Linked DNA regions of Homo sapiens: all the other regions are linked to region 1. Evidence: chromatin contacts called from ENCODE Hi-C or POLR2A ChIA-PET data. All regions are on one chromosome and are shown on one strand. The core of a region is the stretch at or near the end of the contact, and the rest is flanking DNA. Distances in the headings are between cores, read along the strand shown. Region 1 holds the start of ZNF429 (zinc finger protein 429). Region 2 holds the start of ZNF91 (zinc finger protein 91). Region 3 holds the start of ZNF724 (zinc finger protein 724). Region 4 holds the start of ZNF253 (zinc finger protein 253). Region 5 holds the start of ZNF93 (zinc finger protein 93). Region 6 holds the start of ZNF682 (zinc finger protein 682). Region 7 holds the start of ZNF90 (zinc finger protein 90).

Region 1 (2,799 bases), core at 131-2,630:
AGCCTGACCAACACGGAGAAACCCCGTCTCTACTAAAAATACAAAATTAGCCGGGCGTGGTGGTGCCTGCCTATAATCCCAGCTACTCAGGAGGCTGAGGCAGGAGAATTACTTGAACACGGAGGCGGAAGGTGCAGTGAGCCGAGATCGCGCCACTGCAGTCCAGATTGGGCAAGAAGAGGGAAACTCCATCTCAAAAAAAAAAAAAAAAAAACAAAAAACTAACTCAAATGCTTTTTTTTTTGTAAATTACTACACTGGGGAAAACAAATACAGGGTTAACTATTAACTGGAATTAAGCTCTGATTACATAACCAGGAAATTTTGTAAGCTGAAGATGGAAATTAAGAAACTACGTAACCCTACCTAACCAATAACTGAATTTGCGTTTTTGTACCATGCGCAAAGTCTTTCCTTCAAGCTCCTCCAAAGGACCACAAACTACATCCCACAGCTGGGTGCTTTACAATTTTAGAACCACTCTTTAATTAAATTCTTTAATATTTTGCAGTGACTCCCCTTTTTTTTTTTTTTTTTTGTTTGAGATAGTCTCATTGTGTCAACCAGCCTGGAGTGCAATGGCACAATCTTGGTCTCCTGGGTTTAAGCGATTCTCGTGCCTCAGCCTCCCACATAGCTGGGATTACAGATGCCTGCCACCACATCCGGCTAATTTTTGTATTTTTAGCAGAGAGGGGGTTTCACCATGTTGGCCAGGCTGTTCTCGAATGCCGGACCTCAGTGATCTGCCCGCCTCCCAGCAAACTGCTGGGATTACAGGCATAAGCCACCGCGCCCGGCCACTCCCATAGATTTTTAATAGGAGAGAATGGGAACTGGGAACCCCACGGACCAAAGCTCTTCCCGCTCATGAACCCGCATCCCGAGTCACTATTCTCACCTGACGCCCCTCCCATGGTTCTTGCACAATCTGGGAGAGACTGCGGAATTGCGCGTGCAGAGCTCCCCAGACAGGGCTACACGTCAGGCACAGTCACTGCGGAGGGAAGACAGGACGCCCGGGGCCCGGCTGTCAGCACAGTCGCCATCTTATGGCTGAAGGGGACTGAAGCCGAGCTGGGCAAGGAGAATTCCGGGCGCAGATTGTGGAGCTGACTGCCGGGAGACCTAAGTCCGCCACGGCCACTTCTCACGGTTCCGACCAGCCCCTCCCCCTCTCTGGGGATGTCAGACTCGGCACTCTCACCATTTCTAGGCTTCCAGGGGGTCCTGGAGTCTTAGCTGTGTATCTCCCAATATCTGCGGGTCACAGGGCCACACAGGCTGGGCCTCTAAGAACAAAGGACACAGAAATGAAGACGAGACCTGGAGCTCTGGCTGCAGCAAGAGCCAAACGCCCCGCCATATTCCGGAAACCGTCCTGTCGCTCCAGCTGCGTGCCTGATTGGATAATGTTTAAGACCCGCCCTCTCAGGCCCTGAGTGACAGAGGGTGATCAGTTGCTGGGCAGAATGAAGCGTGACAGCCTAGCTGCAGCCTTTTCAGGCAGGCTTTCCTCCGAGCTGAGCCAGGCCCACCCTAGAGGGTGTTTGCATTGAACCTTGTGTGTAAGGTCATATGCATTTATAAATATACTATATGGCTAGTCACAAATGAAAAGAATATAATAACAATTACTTTTAAATTTTAGCTTTTATCACCTTCCTAGCTTCTGGTCCTTTGAGCAGGCAGCCTGAGATTTTAAAAAGGAGGCAGTCCTCTGAAATAAAATGTGAGCCACATGTGAATTTTTAATTTTCCAGTAGCCAAACTTTAAAAAGAAACATGAAACACGTGGAATTGATTGTAATAATGTAACTAACCCAATATGTTTAAAGTATTATAATTTTAATATGTGAGCAATGTGAAAGGAAAATATCTTGGGCCCCCAAAATTACTAAGGAAAACTCAAGCTGGGAACTAAAGGCCAATCAGAAACTCAAAAGAATTTGAGTCCACCTATCTGTGACCTGGAAGCTCCCTCCAGCTTCGTGTCTTCCTGCCTTTGCTTCAAGTTGTCCCACCTTTTCAGACTGAACCAATGTACTTCTTACATATATTGATTGATGTCTCATGTCTCCCTAAAATGTATAAAACCAATATGTTCCCTGACCACCTTGGGCAGGTGTCCTCAAGACTTCCTGAAACTATGTCATAGGCGTGTTCTCAACCTTGGCAAAATAAACTTTCTAAATTAACTGATGTCTCAGATTTTCTGGGGTCACAGCAATATGTAATTATTAAGGCACTATATATATTTTTGGAACTAAATCTTCGAAACCAACTCTGTATTTTACTTTTCTAGCAAATTGCAGTTCAGACCAGGCACATTCCAGGCACCCAGGAGCCACACATGGCCAACAGCCACCACGTTGAAGTGCAGCTCTGATGTCAGGTGGGTGGAGGCCCTGAACATCCCTTTTCTGCCAGAGGTGAGGAGACAGCCTCTCTCTACTAACATCTATCTTCGGTTCTGAGGGTGCGATAGATAGTGGCCATAGCAAGGGCAGAGGGCAGCACAAATAAAATAACCACAGGTAGACCACTCTTTGCCACCTGTTGTCCACCTTTCATCCAGAGATCAGACAGTGAACAAAAAATTCTGGGGCCACAGGAGACAGGAGAAGAAAACTCTATGTCTTTGGGTCTGTCCACAGTCTTAACCTCTAACTTTAAGATATGAAGAAGGCCGGGCGCGGTGGCTCACGCCTGTAATCCCAGCACTTTGGGAGGCCGAGGTGGGCGGATCACGAGGTCGGAAGATCGAGACCATCCTGGCTAACACGGTGAAACCCTGTC
Region 2 (2,799 bases), core at 178-2,677, 1.9 Mb before region 1:
AGCTGAAATCATGCCACTGCACTTCAGCCTGGGTGACAGAACAAGCTTCTCTCTTGGAAATTAAAAGAAAATAGAGAGAGTATAAACAAAAGCAAAATATGCTTTTGATGAAGAAAGTTAGAAACATTTGTCTGCTTTGAAATTACTTAAAGGTTCCTTCAAATTGAAAAAGTAAAAATAATGTAGATTAAAATGAAATATAAAAAGTTAAACAATGGACCGGCATCATGGCTTACCCATGTAATCCCACTACTTTGGGAGGCTAAGGCAGGTGGATCACCTGAGGCCAGGAGTTCGAGACCAGCCTGGCCAACATGGTGAAACCGCATCTCTACTAAAAATACAAAAAATTAGTCAGGTGTGGTGGTGCACCTGTCATCCCAGCTACTCCAGAGGCTGAGGGAGGAGAATCCCTTGGACCTGAAAGGCAGAGGTTGCAGTGAGCCGAGATCGTGCCGCTGGACTTCAGCCTGGGCCACAGAGCAAGACTCAGTCTCAAAAAAAAAAAATTAAAAAATTATAAGAGATCATAAAATATGTATAAAAATCTAGAGAGGTCAAAAAAATTTTAATGTATTTTTATTTTTATTTTTTGCTGGGGTGCAGTGGCATGATCTCAACTCACTACAACCTCCGCCTCCCGGGTTCAGGCGATTCTCCTGCCTCAGCCTCCGGAGTAGCTGGGATTACAGACGTGTGCCACCATGCTCAGCTAATTTTTATATTTTATTTTTCATTTTTTTGAAATGGAATTTCACTCTTATTGTTCAGTCTGGAATGTATTGGCGCGATCTAGGCTTACTGCAACCTTGGCCTCCCGGGTTCTAGCAATTCTCCTGCCTCAGCCTCCCGAGTAGTTGGGATTACAGGCACGCACCACCATGCTCAATAATTTTGTATTTTTAGTAGAGATGGGGTTTCACCATGTTAGCCAGACTGGTCTCGGACTCCTGACCTCAGGAGATCCACCTGCCTCGGCCTCCCAAAGTGTTGGGATTACAGGTGTGAGCCACGGCGCCCGGCTGAGAGACTTACAATGTTTTATCAAATTAGCTTTATTATTGATAATACACAATAAAGTAAAAGTTGATTTTCTCTGGAACAAAAATTTTATGTATTATTAATATACATCAAATATTTTTGTTCACATTTTGAATACATTGAAAGAGAGCAAAGAAGAGAGAGGATTTTCCCATGCTCTGAGGTGGGCCTGGCTGAGCTGAGGAAGCCCTGCCTGAAAAGGCTGCAGCCTACGCTGTCACTCTTTCTTCATTCAGCCCAGTGTCTGATCACATCTTCTGTCACTCAGGGCCTGAGAAGGCGGGGCCTTAAACGTTATCTAATCAGGGACGCTGGGCTGGGAACTGTCCAATCAGGCACAAAGCTGGAGCGGACAGGGCGGCTTCCGGGATGTGGCTGGGCCTTTGTCTCTCGCTGCCGCCGGAGTTTCCAGGTCTCGACTTCACTGCTCTGTGTCCTCTGCTCCAGGAGGCCCAGCCTGTGTGGCCCTGTGACCTGCAGGTATTGGAGAGCCACAGCTAAGATGCCAGGAACCCCTGGAAGCCTAGAAATGGTGAGACTGCCAGGTGCGACGTCCCGAGAGAGGGAACGGGGCTCGTTGAAACCGGTGGGATGCGGCTGTGGCGAGCCTCAGGCCTTCCTTCAGTCAGCTCCACAATCCGTGCCCGGGTTCTCCTTGCCCAGCTCGGCCTCAGTCCCCTTCAGCGATAAGATGGCGGCTGCGTTGACAGGCGGGCTCCGGGCGTCCTGTCTCTTCCCTGCCCAGTGACTGTGTCCTGGCCTGGAGCCCTCTCTGGGCAGCTCTGCTCCCGCAGCGCCGCGTCTCTCCCAGATTGTGCAGGGATCACGGGAGGGTCGTCAGGGGAGAATCCTGACTGGAGGTGCTGGCTCATGAATAGGAAGCACTTTAGTCCGTGGGGTTCCCAGGGCCTCTTTTTTTCTATTAAAAATTTATGGGCGTCACCGCGAAAAGATTAAATAATTTAATCAAAGAGTGATTCAAACATTGTAGAGCACCCAGCTATGGTTTGTAATTTGTGGTCTATGAAAGGCCTTGAAGGAGATATTTTTATAAGGTTCATGGTAAAGAAAACCAAATTCAGTAATTTGCTAGGTACAGTTATGTAGGTTTTGTTTTGTTTTGTTTTTTGAAAAGGAGTTTTGCTCTCTCGCGCGGGCTGGAGTGCAGTGGCGTGATCTCGGCTCACCGCAACCTCTGCCTTCCGGGTTCAAGCGATTCTCCTGCCTCAGCCCTAGTAGCTGGGATTACAGGCGCCTGCCACCACACCAGGCCAATTTTTTTATTTTTCGGAGAGACGGGGTTTCACCTTGTTGGCCAGGCTGGTCTGGAACTCCTGACCTTAGGTGATCCACCCACCTTGGCCTCCGAAAGTGCTGGAATTACAGGCGTGAACCACCGCACCTGGCCTAGTTTCTTAATTTTTACAATCTAGGTGGAAATATCCTTCTTATGTAATCAGAGCTTAATTGGCAGTTTATAGTTGCTTAAGCCTAAATTTTGCTTCTGCCAATGTAGTAATTTACCAAAAAATGCTCTTGAGTTTAGATTTTTATTTTTAGAAGTAGAAATCCGAGGACTAGAGCCACCTCAATCTAATTGCCTGCCACTTAATTTTTCTCACACTCAAAAGGGGACGATTTTTCCCTGAATTTTTTACATGTGTCTCAAGCAGGGCCTCAAGTCCACCCCTCATCCCCTGTTCCTCCAGCCTAACTCTGGCTTGCAGTAAAATACTAAATTTCCAGTTTCGTCTGACA
Region 3 (2,799 bases), core at 216-2,715, 1.7 Mb before region 1:
TTGCTTGAACCCAAGAGGTGGAAGTTGCAGTGAGCCAAGATCGTGCCACTGCACTCCAGCCTGGGTGACAGAGCAAGTCTGTCTCAAAAAAAAAAAAAAAAGGCCGGGCGTGGTGGGTCACGTCTGTAATTCCAGCACTTTGGGAGGTGGGAGCCGGCAGATCACCGGAAGTCGGGAGTTCAAGACCAGCCTGACCAACATGGAGAAACCCTGTCTCTAATAAAAATACAAAAGATTAGCTGGGTGTGGTGGCACGTGCCTGTAATCCCAGCTACTTGGGAGGCTGAGGTAGGAGAATTGCTTGGACCTGGGAGGTGGAGGTTGTGGTGAGCCGCGATCCTGCCATTGCACTTCACTGCACTCCAGCCTGGGCAATAAGAGTGAAAGTCTGTCTCAAAAAAGACTGGACAGATATGAAGACATAGAGTTTACTTCTCCTGTCACCCCATCACTTGTTGTTCACTGTTTAATCTGGAAGGAAGGTGGTCAACAGGTGGCCAGCAGTGGTCTATGTGTGGTTATTTTATTCTTGCTGCCTTCTGCTCTTTTATGGCCACTATCTGTTCCACCCTGGGAACTGAAGAGATGTTGGTAGGAAGAGGCTTTCCCCCACCTCTGATGTCCAGGCCCTTCACTCAGCTGACATCGCAGCTGCACTTCAATATGGCAGCTATTGGCCACGTGTGGCTCCTGGGTGCCTGGAATGTCGCTGGTCTAAACTGCGATGTGCTGGAATGGTAAAATACAGAGTGAGTTTCAAAGATTTAGTGATATATATATATATATATATATATATATATATATATATGTATATATATATACACACACACATATATATACATATATACACACATACATATATACATATATACACACATATATACATATATACATACATATACATGTATATACATATATAATTATTGCTCACATATTAAACTGATAATATTTTGGATATATTGGGTAAGTTAAATTGTTACAATCAACTCCACCTTTTTCTTGTTTCTTTTTAAAGTTGGCTACTAGAAAATTCAAAATTCACATGTGGCTTATATTTTATTTCAGAGGATTGCCTTTTTAAAAAAGTCTCAGGCTGCTTGCTCAAATGCCAGAAGCCAGGAAGATCATAAAAACTGAAATTTTAAAATTATTGTTATTATATATTTTTCATTTGTGAATAGCCGTATAGTATGTTATTTATAAATACATGAAACCTCATACACGAGGTCAAATGCAAATACCCTCCGGGGTGGGCTAAGCTCAGGGAGGAAGCCCTGCCTGAAAACGCTGCAGCTTAGGCTGTCACTCTTTCTTCATTCAGTCCAGCGTTTGGTCAGGTCTTCTGTCACTTAAGGCCTGAAGGGGCTGGGCCTTAGACGTTTTCCAATCAGGGACCCTGAGCTGGGGACCGTCCAATCAGGCACGCAACTGGAGCGGACAGGGCGGCTTCCGGGATTTGGCGGGGCCTTTGTCTCTCGCTGCAGCTGGAGCGCTTGGTCTCGTCTTCCCTGCTTTGTGTCCCCTGCTCTTAGAGGCCCAGCCTCTGTGGCCCTCTGACCTGCAAGCATTGGGAGATCCACAGCTAAGACGCCAGGGCCTCCCCTGGAAGCCTAGAAATGGTGAGAGTGGCGGCTCCGACATCCGGAGAGAGAGGGAGGGGCTGGTTGAAACCTGTGGGAAGTGGCTGTGGCGGACTCGGGCCTCCCCGCAGTCATCTCCACAAACTGCGCCCTGAGTTCTCCTTGCCCAGCTGGGCCTCAGTCCCCTTCAGCCATAAGATGGCGGCTTCGCTGACAGCCGGCCCCCGGGCGTCTTGTCTCTTCCCCGCCCAGTGACTGTGCCCTGACCTGGAGCCCTCTCTGGGCAGCTCTGCTCCCGCAGCGCAGCGTCTCTCCCAGATTGTGCAGGGACCAAGGGAGGGTAGTCAGGGGAGAATCCTGACTCGGGGAGCGGGTTCATGAATGGGAAGGGCTTTAGTCCGCTGCGTTTCCAGTTCATCTTTCCCCCTATTAAAAATTTATGGCAGGCCGGGCGCTTTGGTTCACGCCTGTAATCCCAGCACTTCGAGAGGCCGAGGCGGGCGGATCACCCGAGGCCAGGAGTTCGAGACCAGCCTGGCCAACATGGCGAAACCCCATCTCTACTAAAAATATAAAAATTAGTCTGGCACAGTGGCCTGCGCCTATAATGCTAGCACTTTGGGAGGCCGAGGTGGGCGGATTACGAGGTCAGGAGTTCGAGACCAGCCTGACCAACATGGTGAAACCCCCGTTTCTACTAGAAATACAAAAAATTAGCCGGGCGTGGTGGCGCGGTCCTGTAATCCCAGCTACTCAGGAGGCTGACGCAGAAAAATCGCTTGAACCCGGGAGGCGGAGGTTGCAGTGAGGCGAGCTGACGCCATTTGCTGTCCAGCTTGGGTGACAGAGCTTGACTCTGTCTCAAAAAAAAAAAGCCGGGCATAGTGGCGCATGCTTGTAATCCCAGCCACTCGGGAGGCTGAGGCGGGACAATCGCTTGAACCTGGGAGGAGGTTGCAGTGAGCCAAGATCGCGCCACTGCACTCCAGCCTGGGCGACAGAGTAAGAAGACTCTGTCTAGAAAAAAAAAAAAAAAAGGCAGTCTCTGCAAAAATATTAAATAATTTAATCAAAGAGTGGTTCAAAAATTTTAGAGCACCCCTATGGGTTGTAGTTTTTGGTTTATAAGAGGGGCTTGAAGGACTTTGATAAGGTGCATGATGCAAAAATCCCAAATTCAATAATTGGTTAGGTACAGTTATATTCTTTCTGTCTTCCT
Region 4 (2,799 bases), core at 174-2,673, 1.6 Mb after region 1:
TTAAAAATAAATGATCATGTCCTTTGCAATAACATCAATAAAGCTGTAGACCATTATTTCAGAAAACTAATGCAGAAACAGAAAACCAGACATTCGCCATCACACCCAGCTAATTTTTGTACTTTTAGTAGAGATGGGGTTTCCCCATTTTGGCCAGGCTGGTCTTCAACTCCTGACCTCAAGTGATCCATCCACCTCGACCTCCTGAAGTGTTGTTATTACAGGCGTGAGCCACCGCGCCCGGCCCCATAAATTTTTAATAGGAGAAAAGGGAAACTGTGAACCCTGACAGATATAATAGATTCCTCTTCAAGGGCCTAACTTTCTTGTTCCTTGTTCTTAGGACCAACTTTTTTGTACCTCTTTGTACCTAGACACCCGCTCCGTAAACAACCCAAACCGCCTGTTCCAATCTGCGACCCGAACCCCTTCCTTATTTGGAAAGTAGCCAATCGGGTCAGCCTAGATTGTGAGGTCAGACCCCGGCCAATGGGGGAAGGACACAGAGGCAATAACGGCGTTTAGGGTTAAAAACCCCTTTCAAACTGGGAGGCCGAGGCGGGCGGATCAACTGAGTTCGGGAGTTCAAAACCAGCCTGACCAACATGGTGAAACGGCATGTCTACTAAAAATACAAAATCAGCCGGGTGTGGTGACGCATGCCTGTAACCCCAGCTACTCGGGAGGCTGAGGCAGGAGAATCACTTGAACCCGGGAGACGGAGGTTGCAGTGAGCCGAGATCGCGCCATTGTACTTTAGCCTGGGCCACAAGAGCAAAACTCCGCCTCAAAAAAAAAAAAAACCTTCCTTCCTTTCTTCTGTGTGCTCTTGCGATCAGGTCGGACGCGAGCAGCACTCTTCTTCAGAAGTAAATATGCCTTCCTGTGAAATTTTCTAAGTGCTGGGTAGTTTTTTGTTTTGTGTTGTTTTGCGGCACCAAGCGCTTGTTTCTAACAACCTCACGGACCAAAGCTCTTCCCATTCATGAACCCGCAGGGAACCGAGTCAGGATTCTCCCCTGACGACCCTCCCGTGGTCCTTGCATGATCTGGGAGAGACGCGGTGCTGCGGGTGCAGAGCTGCTGAAAGAGGGCTCCAGGCCAGGGCACAATCACTGTGCCGGGCCCCGGATGTCACCGCAGCCGCCATCTTATGGCTGAAGGGGACTGAGGCCGAGCTGGGCAGGGAGAACTCCGGCGGCAGATTGTGGAGCTGACTGTGAGGAAGCAGAGTCCCGCCAGAGCCACTTCCCACCGTTCCAAACAGCCTCTCCCCTCTCTCGGGACGTTGGACCCGGCACTCACCATTTCTAGGCTTCCAGGGGTCCCGGGGTTTAGCTGTGGCTCTCCCAATACTTGCAGGTCACACGGCCACAGAGGACGGGCCTCTATAAGCACAGGACACAGAACACTGAGGATAAACCTGGAGCTCCCGCTGCAGCGAGAAACAAAGGCCCCCAGAAACCATGTGGTTCGCTCCAGCTGCGTGCCTGATTGGACGGTTTCCGGCCCAGCGTCCCTCATTGGATAATGCCTAAGGCCCCGCCTCCCCAGCCGCTGAGTGACAGATGTGATCAGATACTGGGCTGAGTGAAGAAAGAGTGACAGCCTAGGCTGCAGCCTTTTCTTTCTTTCTTTCTTTCTTTCTTTCTTTCTTTCTTTCTTTCTTTCTTTCTTTCTTTCTTTCTTTCTTTCTTTCTTTCTTTCTTTCTTTCTTTCTTTCTTTCTTTCTTTCCTTTCTTTCTTTCTTTCTTTTTCTTTCTTTCTTTCTTTCTTTCTTTTCTTTCTTTTTTCCCCCCACCGAGACGGAGTTTCCCTCTTGTTGCCCAGGCTAGAGTGCAATGGCACGATGTTGGCTCACCGCAACCTGCACCTCCCGGGTTCAAGCGATTCTCCTACCTCAGCCTCCCATGTAGCTGGGATTACAGGCATGCCTCACCACGCCCGTCTAATTTTTTGTACTTTTAGTAGAGACAGGGTTTCTCCGTGTTGGTCAGGCTGGTCTCGAGCTCCCGATCTCAGGTGATCCGCCCGCCTCGGCCTCCCAAAGTGCTGGGATTACAAGCGTGAGCCACCGCGCCTAGCCTAGCTGGAGCCTTTTCAAACGGCTTCCTCCCTGAGCTGAGCATCCCATCCCAGAGCATGGGAAAATTCTATCTCATATTCTCTCTCTTTTTGAATGTATTCAAAAGGTGAACAGAAGTACTTTGCTGTCATATTAATAATACATGAAATGTTTGTTCAAGAGAAAGTCAACTTTTACTTTGGTAATAGTGTATTATCAATACTAAAGCTAATTTTAATAAGACCTTGTAAAGCCAGGTGCGGTGGCTCAGGCCTGTAATCCCAGTACTTTGGGAGGCTGAGGAGGGCAGATCACTGGGTCAGGAAATCGAGACCATCCTGGCTAACACGGTGAAACTCTGTCTCTACTAAAAATACAAAAAATTACCCGGGCGTGGTGGCATGCACCTGTGGTCCCAGCTACTCAGGAGGCTGAGGCAGGAGAATGGCTTGAACCCAGGAGGCAGAGGTTGCGGTGAGCCAAGATCGCACCACTGCACTCAAGCCTGGGTGACAAAGTGAGACTGCGTCTCCAAAAATGAATAAATACATAAATAAAACCTTGTAAATAAACAAAATTTGTCATTTTTGACCTCTCGAGATTTACATATATAATTTGTAATCTCCTGTAATTTTTTAACTATATTTTATTTATATCTACATTCTTTTTATTTTTTCAGTTTGAAACAACCTTTAAGTAATTTCAAACTGTTATAGGAGATAGAAAGAAATCAT
Region 5 (2,799 bases), core at 156-2,655, 1.6 Mb after region 1:
GGAGGTGGAGATTTCAGTGAGCCATGATTGCGCCACTGTACTCCACCTGGGCAACAAGAGCAAAACGCAAAACTCTGTCCAAAAAAAAAACCTTCTGTTTTAGGCTTAATATTAGCCTTAGCTTGGAGTCACTAGGCTCAAGCTTTGTCATGTCAGAGTTATTCACTTGGTTTTTGAAACTCAGTGTTTGAAAAATCCGTGAAATTACTCAAACACAGTATTTACATAAGGGAAGGAAATTTTAAGATGTCTATTTTTTTTTTAAGACGGAGTCTCACTTTGTCACCAAGGCTGGAGTACAATGGCAAGCTCTCGGCTCACTGCACCTCGCCTCCCAGGTTCAAGCAATTCTCGTGCGTCAGCCTCCCAAGTAGCTGGGATTACAGACGCCTGCCACCAATCCCGGCTAATTTTTGTATTTTTAGTAGAGACGGGGTTTCACTATGTTGGCCAGGCTGGCCTAGAACTCCTGACCTTGTGATCCACCCGCCACGGCCTCACAAAGTGCTGGGATTACAGGCATCAGCCACCGCGCTGGGCCAGGAAGGGGATTTAACCCTAACGCAGTTCCGGTTTTTGTGTCCTTCCCATATTGGCTGAGGTCCCACCGCACAATCTAAGCTGATCCTGGTTGGGCTAGACACAAACTTTTTCCATATAGGGTAAACGCGCGATGTTTTGAGAAAAGGAGAATGGGGAAAAAGAAGGGGTAGGGTTGATTTACAATTTTTACAACTTATGACCAGGAAGTTGAGTCTCTGAAGAGGAACTTAGCTGCCCTAACAACTCCTCAAGTGATCCGCCCGCCTCGGCCTCCCAAACTGCTGCGATTACAGGAGTGAGCCACCTTGCCCAGCCCCATAAATTTTTAATAGGAGAAAAGAGAAACTGTGAACCCAACCCACTAAAGCTCTTCCCATTCGTGAACCCGCACTCCGAGTCAGGATTCTCCCCTGACGACTCTCCCGTGGTCTCTGCACAATCTGGGAGAGAAGCGGCTCTGCGGGTGCGCAGCTGCCCAGCGAGGGCTCCAAGCCAGGGCACAGTCACCGCACAGTGAAGAGACAGGACGCCTGGGGGCTGCGCTATAAGCGCAGCCGCCATCTTATGGCTGAAGGGAACCGAGGCCGAGCTGGGCAAGAACTCCGGCGCAGATTGTGGAGCTGACTAAGGGGATACCTGAGTCCCGCCACCGTCACTTTCCACCGGTTCCAACCAGCCCCTCCCCGTCGCTTGGGATGTCGGACCGGCACTCTCACCATTTCTAGGCTTCCAGGGGTCCTGGTGTCTTAGCTGTGGATCTCCCAATACCTGCAGGTCACAGGGCCACAGAGGCTGGGCCTGTAGGAGCACAGGACACAGAGTAGTGAAGAGGAGACCTGGAGCTCCGGCTGCACCGAGAGACAAAGGACCCGCCAAACCAGAAGCCGCCCTGTTCGGTCCGGCTGCTTGCCTGATTGGACGTTTCCAGCCCAGCGTCCCTGATTGGATAATTCTTAAGGTCCCGCCCCCTCAGGACCTGAGTGACAGAAGATGTGATCACATGCTGGGCTGAGTGAAGAAGAGTAACAGCCTAAGCTGCAGCCTTTTCAGCCAGGGCTTCCTCTCTGAGCTGAGCCACGTCCACCCCAGAGCATGGGAACATTCTCTTTTTTACTCTCTCTTTTTGAATGTATTGAAAAGGTGAACAGAAGTATTTCGTTGTCATATTAATAATACCGTTGGAAGTAAAGTGTTTGGTGTCGCAAAGTGAAACCAGTACTCAGGCAAAAGTTTTTTTAGTAAGGCAATTTACTTCTGCAAAAGGTTTTTGTTTGCATTAATCACGATCGCAAGAGCACCCTGAACAAAGGAGGGAAGGGGTTTTTATTTTTAACGTAAAGTCTCTTCCTCTGTGTTACTCCCCCATGGGCTAGGGTCGGACCCCACAATCTAAACTGACCCGATTGGCTATTTGTAAATATTTTTCCAAATAAGGAAGGGAAGGGGCATGTATAAGTCACAGTGGTGGGACGTGTGGTTTTGAAGGGTGGGAAGGCTGCAGAGTGAGTAATCAAGGGAACAGATGTGAATTATTGATTAGAGCTGTTGGGAAGGAAGGTTGTTACAGTAACTAGGGGCAAGGAGGCATGGAGAACAAGCAAGTTGAGTTTGAGAACAAAGAACAAGAAAGTTAAGACTAAACCTTTGAAGAGGAATTTTATTGTATTTTACAATTTCCCCCTTTTAATTTTTATAATTAAAAAAAAACCTTTTTTTTTGAGATGGAGTTTTTGCTCTTGCTGCCTAGGCTGGAGTGCAATGGCACGATTTTGGCTCACTACAACATTTGCCTCCCAGGTTCAAGCAATTCTCCTGCCTCAGCCTCCCGAGTAGCTGGGAGTACAGGCATGTGCCACCACGACCAGCTAATTTTGTGTCTTTAGTATAGATGGGGCTTCTTCATATTGGTCAGGCTGGTCTCTAACTTCTGACCTCGGGTGATCCGCCCGCATCAGCCTCTCAAAGTGCTGGGATTACAGGCGTGAGCCACTGCGACCACACGCTTTTTAAAACTTTTTAAACATACCTTTACTTTGTTGTTTGACTTGATCTTTTAAAAGGAAAAGTTTATCTGAATAAGGTGGAGGAGAACTAAGGGAGGTTTTCGTAAGTGTCGTTTTTATAAGTCTTTGTACTAGCCCACAGATGCATGGTATGACACAACACCCAACAAGAATTAGTACACCTATTACAACTATAAGAGAAGTAAGAATTGAGGCTATGACTTTTTTTCGTTTACTGAACCACCTCTCTAGC
Region 6 (2,799 bases), core at 157-2,656, 1.5 Mb after region 1:
GCTTTAAACCATATTGTTGCCCAGATCCAACTCCAAGGATTCTAATTTAATTGGTCTGTTGCAACTTGGGCTTCAGGGATTTTAAGTTTACATCCTGCCCCGCCCCTCCAGTCATTCTCCACACCCCCCGCCGCCACCACCACCCTCCCCACGAAGTCTCACTCTGCAATGGCGCGATCTCGACTCACTGCAACCTCCGCCTCCCACGTTCAAGCCATTCTCCTGCCTCAGCCTCCCGAGTAGCTGGGATTACAGGCGTGTGCCACCATGCCCGGCTAATTTTTGTATTTTTAGTAGAGATGGGGGTTTCACCATGTTGGCCAGGCTGGTCTCGAACTCCTGACCTCAGGTGATACGCCCGTCTCGGCCTCCCAAAATGCTGAGATTATAGGCGTGAACCACCGCTCCCAACCCCGCAGGTGATTTTTATTTGCCAGGGGTAAGAAGCACTGGATCTGATGAAGAATGCATTAGCTGTGAGTGATTTTCATGTATGCTGCCGGGATTTGCCCCATGGCAACTCTGGAGACTGGGGTTTTAGAAAACATCCTTGCCCTGTTAAAAATTAGAAGATGACTTCAAGACATACTCAGCTGCTTGGCTAAATTGCAGAAAGAGAAAATGCCTTCTTCAGAGATCTTTTTTTTTTTAAACTTGGTTTCACTCTGTCACCCCGGCTGTAGTGCAATGGTGTGATCGTGGCTCACTGCAGTCTTGGTCTCCCAGGGTCAAGTGATCCTCCCGCCTCAGCCTTCTGAGTAGCTAGGACTGCAGGCGTGCACCACCAGACTTGGCTAAATTTTTAATTATTTTTTGTAGAGATGGGATCATCGCTATGTTGCCCGGGCTGGTCTTAAAACTCCTGGCCTCAAGTGATGCTCCCGCCTCAGCCTCCCTAGTTGCTAGAACTACAGGCACAGGCTACCACGCCTGGTTTCTTTTTTAAAATGTGGCTACTAGAAAATGTAAAATTCATATGTGCTTCACAGTTTATTTCTTAGAGAATTGCCTCCCTTGCGACATCTTAGGCTGCCTGCTCAAAAGACTGGAGGCTAGGAAAATGATGAAATCTGAGATTTTAAAATAATTGTCATTATATTGTTTCCATTTGTGAATAACATATGTATACTATTCACAAATAAAGATAACTTTATATACAAAGTTAAATGCAAATGTTCCCCAGGAAGGGCCAGTTTCCAATTCAGGAAGGAAGCGCGCCAGAAAAGGGTTCAGGAAAAACCTGTAACTCTTGCCTTATTCAACACATTCTCAGATCACGCCTCCTGTCACTCATGACCTGAGGGGGCGGGGCATGGAACTGTATCCAATCATGGGCGCTAGAGTGGGAACTGTCCAATCAGGTGCGCAGCCAAGGTAGAGGGGGCGGTGTCCTGGAGCTGGCGGGGCCTTTGTCTCGCTCCAGCCAGAGCTCAGGGTCCATCTTCATTGCTTAGTATCCTCTGCTCTAGTAGTTCCCGGTGACTGTCGCAGCCTCTGTTGCCCTCTGACTTGCAGATGCTGTGAGATCCAGAGCTAAGACTCCACGACATCCCGGAAGCCGAAAAATGGTGAGTGTGCCAGGCCGCGCATCCCGAGGTGGGGGCAGGGCTGGTTGAAACCGGCCGGAACCGGCAGTGACGGGACTGGGGCCTCCCAGCTGTCAGCTCCGGAGTCTGCGGACTGGAGTCCCCGGCAGGCACAGCTCGGCCGTCGATCACCTCCGGGCACAGGATGCGAGGTGGGCCAGCAGCCGGGACCCTGGGCGGGCATCCCGTTCCGTTCTCCCGCTTCCCGCCCGGAGCCCACCCTGGGAAGAGCCGCGCGCGTTCTTGCGTCTGCCCCGACTGCGGGGACAATGGAAGCGTCCTCAGGGCAGAGTCCAGACCCCGTGTGTGGTTTGTGCGTGGGAAGTGCTGTGATCCCGGGGGTCCTCAGTCTTTTCCTTCTCCTGTTTAAAAACTATGGGAGTCACCTTTAAAATGTTGAAAACTTATTGAAGTTAACAGTGATTTATGCTCAGAGAGCACCCAGCCACGGTTTGTGGTTGGGGGTCCAGCCGAAGAGCTTGAAGGAAAGTTTTTTATAAAGTGCAGGATGAAGCAAACCGAATTCAGTAACTGACTCGTTCCAGTTATGTAGTCATCTTATTTAGACTATTCAGGTTGTCATTGCCTGGTTATGTAATCAGAAGTTAATTGAAGGTTTGTGGTTGCTTAAATCTGAAAAATCTGAATTTTGTTTCCCCCTAAGGTAGCAATTTACAAGAAATGTATTTGCCTTTGATTTTTTTTTTTTTTAATGTAGGAACTCAGGGTACTAGAGCCACCTCAGTCTAACTGCCTGCTATTTATTTAACACTCCACAGAAGTGGTTTTCTCTTGGATTTTCCAAATGTGTGACAAACAGAATCTCAAAGCTACCACTCTGTTGCCCCAGCCTAACTCTGACTTGCAGTTGAATTTTAAATTTTCAGTTCTTTCCTGACATTCTTCAACACCAACTTCCCCTCTCTAATTCACAACATTATCAACTATTAGTCCTTTTTTGTACATTTCAGACACAGTATTTTGATTGATCATTATTTCAAAGAGCAGCGGATGGCACTTTTTAGAAAAAGAATTGTTTTTCATTTGCAAACATTTTACAGGAGATGAAAGCAGAGAATAATCCCAACACTCCACCATGAAAAAAAAAAAGACCAAAAAACAAAAACCTTTGTGCCAATCTCCCTTTAATCTTTCCTAGGCACAGACACCTTATCAGAATGTTTTTGGGTTGAGGTTCCACTTTGGAAACTTC
Region 7 (2,799 bases), core at 164-2,663, 1.4 Mb after region 1:
CCTCAAAACAATAACATCATTATCAGTAAGACCCATCCAGTTTCCTTTCATCTTAATCTTAACTGCATCTGCCTGGACAAACTCCATCTCAAAAAAAAAAAAAAAACCCTCCTTTTGCAGGCTTAATATTAGCCTTAGCTCGGAATCACTAGGTTCAAGCTTTAATTTCCATGCCAGAGTTATTCACTGGGTTTTTGAAACTAAGTGTTGGAAAATACAGTGAAGTTACTAAAACACAGTGTTTACATAAAGGATGGAAATTTTAAGATGCTTACTTTTTTTTTTTTTTTTTTTTTTGAGGACTCTCCCTCTGTCGCGCATGCTGGAGCGCGATGGAGGGATCTCAGCTCACTGCAACCTCTGCCTCCCGAGTTCAAGCAATTCTCGGGCCTCAGCCTCCCAAGTTGCTGGGATTACAGGCGCTTGGCACCACTCCAGGCTAATTTTTGTATTTTTAGTAGAGAGAGGTTTCACCACGTTGGATAGGCTGGTCTAGAAATTTGACCACGTGATCCGCCCGCCTCGGCGCCCCAAAGTGCTGAAATTACAGGCAGGAGCCACCGCGCCTGGCCGGGAAGGGGTTATTAGCCCTAATGCAGTTCTGTTTTTGTTTTCCCTCCATTGGCTGGGGTCAGACCGCACAATCTAAGCTGATCCCGGTTGGCTTACACTCAAGCTTTTTCCAAATCGGGTAATGCGCGATTTGTGAGAAAAGGAGAAGGGAGAAGAAGGGGTAGGGGTGATTTACAACTTTTCCAACTTATGACCAGGAAGTTGCGTCTTTGAAGAAGAACTACGTTGTACTAACAACCCTTTACCTCAAGTGATCCGCTCGCCTCGACCTCCCAAAATGCTGGGATTACAGGCATGAACCACAGCGACCGGCCCCATAAGTTTTTAATAGGAGAAAAGAGAAACTGTCAACCCCATGGACCAAAGCTCTTCCCATTCATGAACCTGCACCCCGAGTCAGGATTCTCCCCCGAGAACCCTCCCGTGCTCCCTGCACAATCTGGGAGAGACGCAGCGCTGTGGGTGCAGAGCTGCCCAGAGAGGGCTCCAGGCCAGGGCAGGGAAGAGACAGGACGCCGCGGGGCCCGGCTGTCGGCGCTGTTGCCATCTTATGGCTGAAGGGGACTGAGGCCGAACTGGGCAAGGAGAAGTCGGTCGCAGATTGTGGAGCTGACTGCGGGGAGGCCTAAGTCCCGCCACAGCCACTTCCCATCGGTTCCAACCAGTCCCTCCCCTCTCTCGGAATGCTGGAAAGGCACTCTCACCATTTCTAGGCTTCCGGGGGTCCCTCAGCTGTGGATCTCCCAATACCTGCAGGTCACAGGGCCACAGAGGCTGGAGAAGAAGACACGAAGCAGCTAAGACCAGATTTGGAGCACCAGCTGCAGCAAGAGACAAATGGCCGCGCCAAACCCGAAAGCCTTCCTCTTCGCTCCAGCTGCCTGCATGATTGGACGGTTTCCAACCCAGCGTCCCTGATTGGATAATGCTTAAGGCCCCGCCTCCTCAGTCCCTGAGTGACAGAAGATGTGATCACATGCTGGGCTGAGTGAAGAAAGAGTCACAGCCTCAGCTGCAGCCTTTTCAGGCCGGGCTTCCTCCTTGAGCTGAGCCAGGCCCACCGGAGAGCATGGGAAAATTCTTTTTTACTCTTTCTCTTTTTGAATGTATTCAAAAGGTGAACAGAAGTATTTGGCTGTCATATTAATAATACAAAAAATTTTTGTTCAAGAGAAAACTTTTACTTTGGTAATAGTGTATTATCAATACGAAAGCTAATTTTAATAAAACCTTGTAAGTAAATCAAATTTGTCATTTTTGACCTCTCGAGACTTACATATACATCATATATATTTTGTAATCTAATGTAATTTTTTTAACTTTTTATATTTTATTTTTATCTACATTCTTTTTATTTTTTCAATTTGAAACAACTTTTAAGTAATTTCAAACTGTTATAGGAGACAGAAAGGAAATCATTTAGGGCCAGGCGCGGTGGCTCACGCCTGTAATTCCAGCACTTTGGGAAGCCAAAGAGGGCGAATCACTTGAGGTCAGGAGTTCAAGACCACCCTGGCCAACACGGTGAAACCCCATTTCTACTAAAAATACAAAACCTTACCTGGGCGTGCTGGTGCACACCTGTAGTCCCAGCTACACCGAAGGCTGAGGCAGGAGAATCTCTTGAACCTAGGAGGTGGAGGTTGTGTAACCGCCCAAGGAGTTTACCTTGCCCTTTGCCCAGACAAAACCAATTCATCAAGACAGGGGAATTTGTGGAGGAAAAGTTAAATATTTAATTTGAACTCAATTGAACGTGGACACAAACAATGGTCACCAAGTCCTGGAAGAGGTTGTGTGAGCCCCTTGAGGCGTTCATCCAGTGCTATTTTAGAGAAATCTCTATGTCAATCTATTCAATCTATTCCTATACATTCGTTATTGAAAAACAATAGACAAGGCCGGGCGCGGTGGCTCACGCCTGTAATCTCAGCACTTTGGGAGGCTGAGGCGGGCGGGTCACGAGGTCAGGAGATCAAGACCATGCTGGCTAACACGCTGAAACCCCGTCTCTACTAGAAATACAAAAAATTAGCCAGGCCTGGTGGCAGGCGCCTGTAGTCCCAGCTAGTCGGGAAGCTGAGGCAGGAGAATGGTGTGAACCTGGGAGGCGGAACTTGGAGTGAGCCGAGATCGCGCCACTGCACTCCAGCCTGGGCGACAGAGCGAGACTCCGTCTCAAAAAAAAAAAAAAAAAAGAAAGAAAGAAAAAGAAAAACAATAGAC

Evidence for each region. A loop is a pair of places that touch in the nucleus more often than their neighbours do. ChIA-PET counts read pairs that join two places held with the same protein, here RNA polymerase II (POLR2A). Pooled maps may share reads with other maps.
Region 2: a loop to region 1 is called in a map of B cell, with 9 times the contacts of the local background. The contact joins the promoter of ZNF91 here to the promoter of ZNF429 in region 1. A Hi-C loop is called at or near these places in 1 of 168 maps with a recorded cell type or tissue (B cell) and 6 of 50 pooled maps. POLR2A ChIA-PET finds 5 or more read pairs at or near these places in 3 of 52 experiments (CD4-positive, alpha-beta T cell, activated naive CD4-positive, alpha-beta T cell and naive thymus-derived CD8-positive, alpha-beta T cell).
Region 3: a loop to region 1 is called in a pooled map, with 6 times the contacts of the local background. The contact joins the promoter of ZNF724 here to the promoter of ZNF429 in region 1. A Hi-C loop is called at or near these places in 1 of 37 single-sample maps with no recorded cell type and 9 of 50 pooled maps. POLR2A ChIA-PET finds 5 or more read pairs at or near these places in 2 of 52 experiments (HepG2 and activated T-cell).
Region 4: a pooled map shows a loop between it and region 1 (10-fold over the local background). The contact joins the promoter of ZNF253 here to the promoter of ZNF429 in region 1. A Hi-C loop is called at or near these places in 6 of 50 pooled maps. POLR2A ChIA-PET finds 5 or more read pairs at or near these places in 4 of 52 experiments (A673, BJ, activated naive CD4-positive, alpha-beta T cell and 1 more).
Region 5: a pooled map shows a loop between it and region 1 (6-fold over the local background). The contact joins the promoter of ZNF93 here to the promoter of ZNF429 in region 1. A Hi-C loop is called at or near these places in 8 of 50 pooled maps. POLR2A ChIA-PET finds 5 or more read pairs at or near these places in 4 of 52 experiments (GM12878, PC-9, activated CD4-positive, alpha-beta T cell and 1 more).
Region 6: a loop to region 1 is called in a map of CD8-positive, alpha-beta T cell, with 2.7 times the contacts of the local background. The contact joins the promoter of ZNF682 here to the promoter of ZNF429 in region 1. A Hi-C loop is called at or near these places in 1 of 168 maps with a recorded cell type or tissue (CD8-positive, alpha-beta T cell) and 5 of 50 pooled maps. POLR2A ChIA-PET finds 5 or more read pairs at or near these places in 2 of 52 experiments (CD4-positive, alpha-beta T cell and naive thymus-derived CD4-positive, alpha-beta T cell).
Region 7: a loop to region 1 is called in a map of naive thymus-derived CD4-positive, alpha-beta T cell, with 7 times the contacts of the local background. The contact joins the promoter of ZNF90 here to the promoter of ZNF429 in region 1. A Hi-C loop is called at or near these places in 1 of 168 maps with a recorded cell type or tissue (naive thymus-derived CD4-positive, alpha-beta T cell) and 6 of 50 pooled maps. POLR2A ChIA-PET finds 5 or more read pairs at or near these places in 1 of 52 experiments (activated T-cell).

The regions. Positions count from the first base shown.
Region 1 is chr19:21,504,183-21,506,981 of GRCh38, reverse strand. It overlaps ZNF429 (zinc finger protein 429), which reads right to left and starts at 1,380. Exons shown (of 4, transcript NM_001001415.4): 1 at 1,208-1,380. The coding sequence starts at 1,210. RefSeq lists enhancers at 395-996, 692-1,051, 1,062-1,381, 997-1,599.
Region 2 is chr19:23,394,099-23,396,897 of GRCh38, reverse strand. ZNF91 (zinc finger protein 91) reads left to right here and starts at 1,427. Exons shown (of 4, transcript NM_003430.4): 1 at 1,427-1,573. The coding sequence starts at 1,544. RefSeq lists an enhancer at 1,157-2,025.
Region 3 is chr19:23,249,060-23,251,858 of GRCh38, reverse strand. ZNF724 (zinc finger protein 724) reads left to right here and starts at 1,465. Exons shown (of 4, transcript NM_001355404.2): 1 at 1,465-1,619. The coding sequence starts at 1,617. RefSeq lists a silencer at 1,365-1,424 and an enhancer at 1,555-1,844.
Region 4 is chr19:19,864,506-19,867,304 of GRCh38, reverse strand. It overlaps ZNF253 (zinc finger protein 253), which reads right to left and starts at 1,423. Exons shown (of 4, transcript NM_021047.3): 1 at 1,306-1,423. The coding sequence starts at 1,308. LOC124904664 (a long non-coding RNA gene) reads left to right here. Exons shown (of 4, transcript XR_007067169.1): 1 at 1-869. RefSeq lists an enhancer at 963-1,392.
Region 5 is chr19:19,899,552-19,902,350 of GRCh38, reverse strand. ZNF93 (zinc finger protein 93) reads right to left here and starts at 1,405. Exons shown (of 4, transcript NM_031218.4): 1 at 1,260-1,405. The coding sequence starts at 1,262. RefSeq lists enhancers at 1-203, 752-1,301, 836-1,435.
Region 6 is chr19:20,038,112-20,040,910 of GRCh38, reverse strand. ZNF682 (zinc finger protein 682) reads left to right here and starts at 1,406. Exons shown (of 4, transcript NM_033196.3): 1 at 1,406-1,568. The coding sequence starts at 1,566. RefSeq lists an enhancer at 1,060-1,636.
Region 7 is chr19:20,076,614-20,079,412 of GRCh38, reverse strand. It overlaps ZNF90 (zinc finger protein 90), which reads right to left and starts at 1,413. Exons shown (of 4, transcript NM_007138.2): 1 at 1,278-1,413. The coding sequence starts at 1,280. RefSeq lists an enhancer at 991-1,470.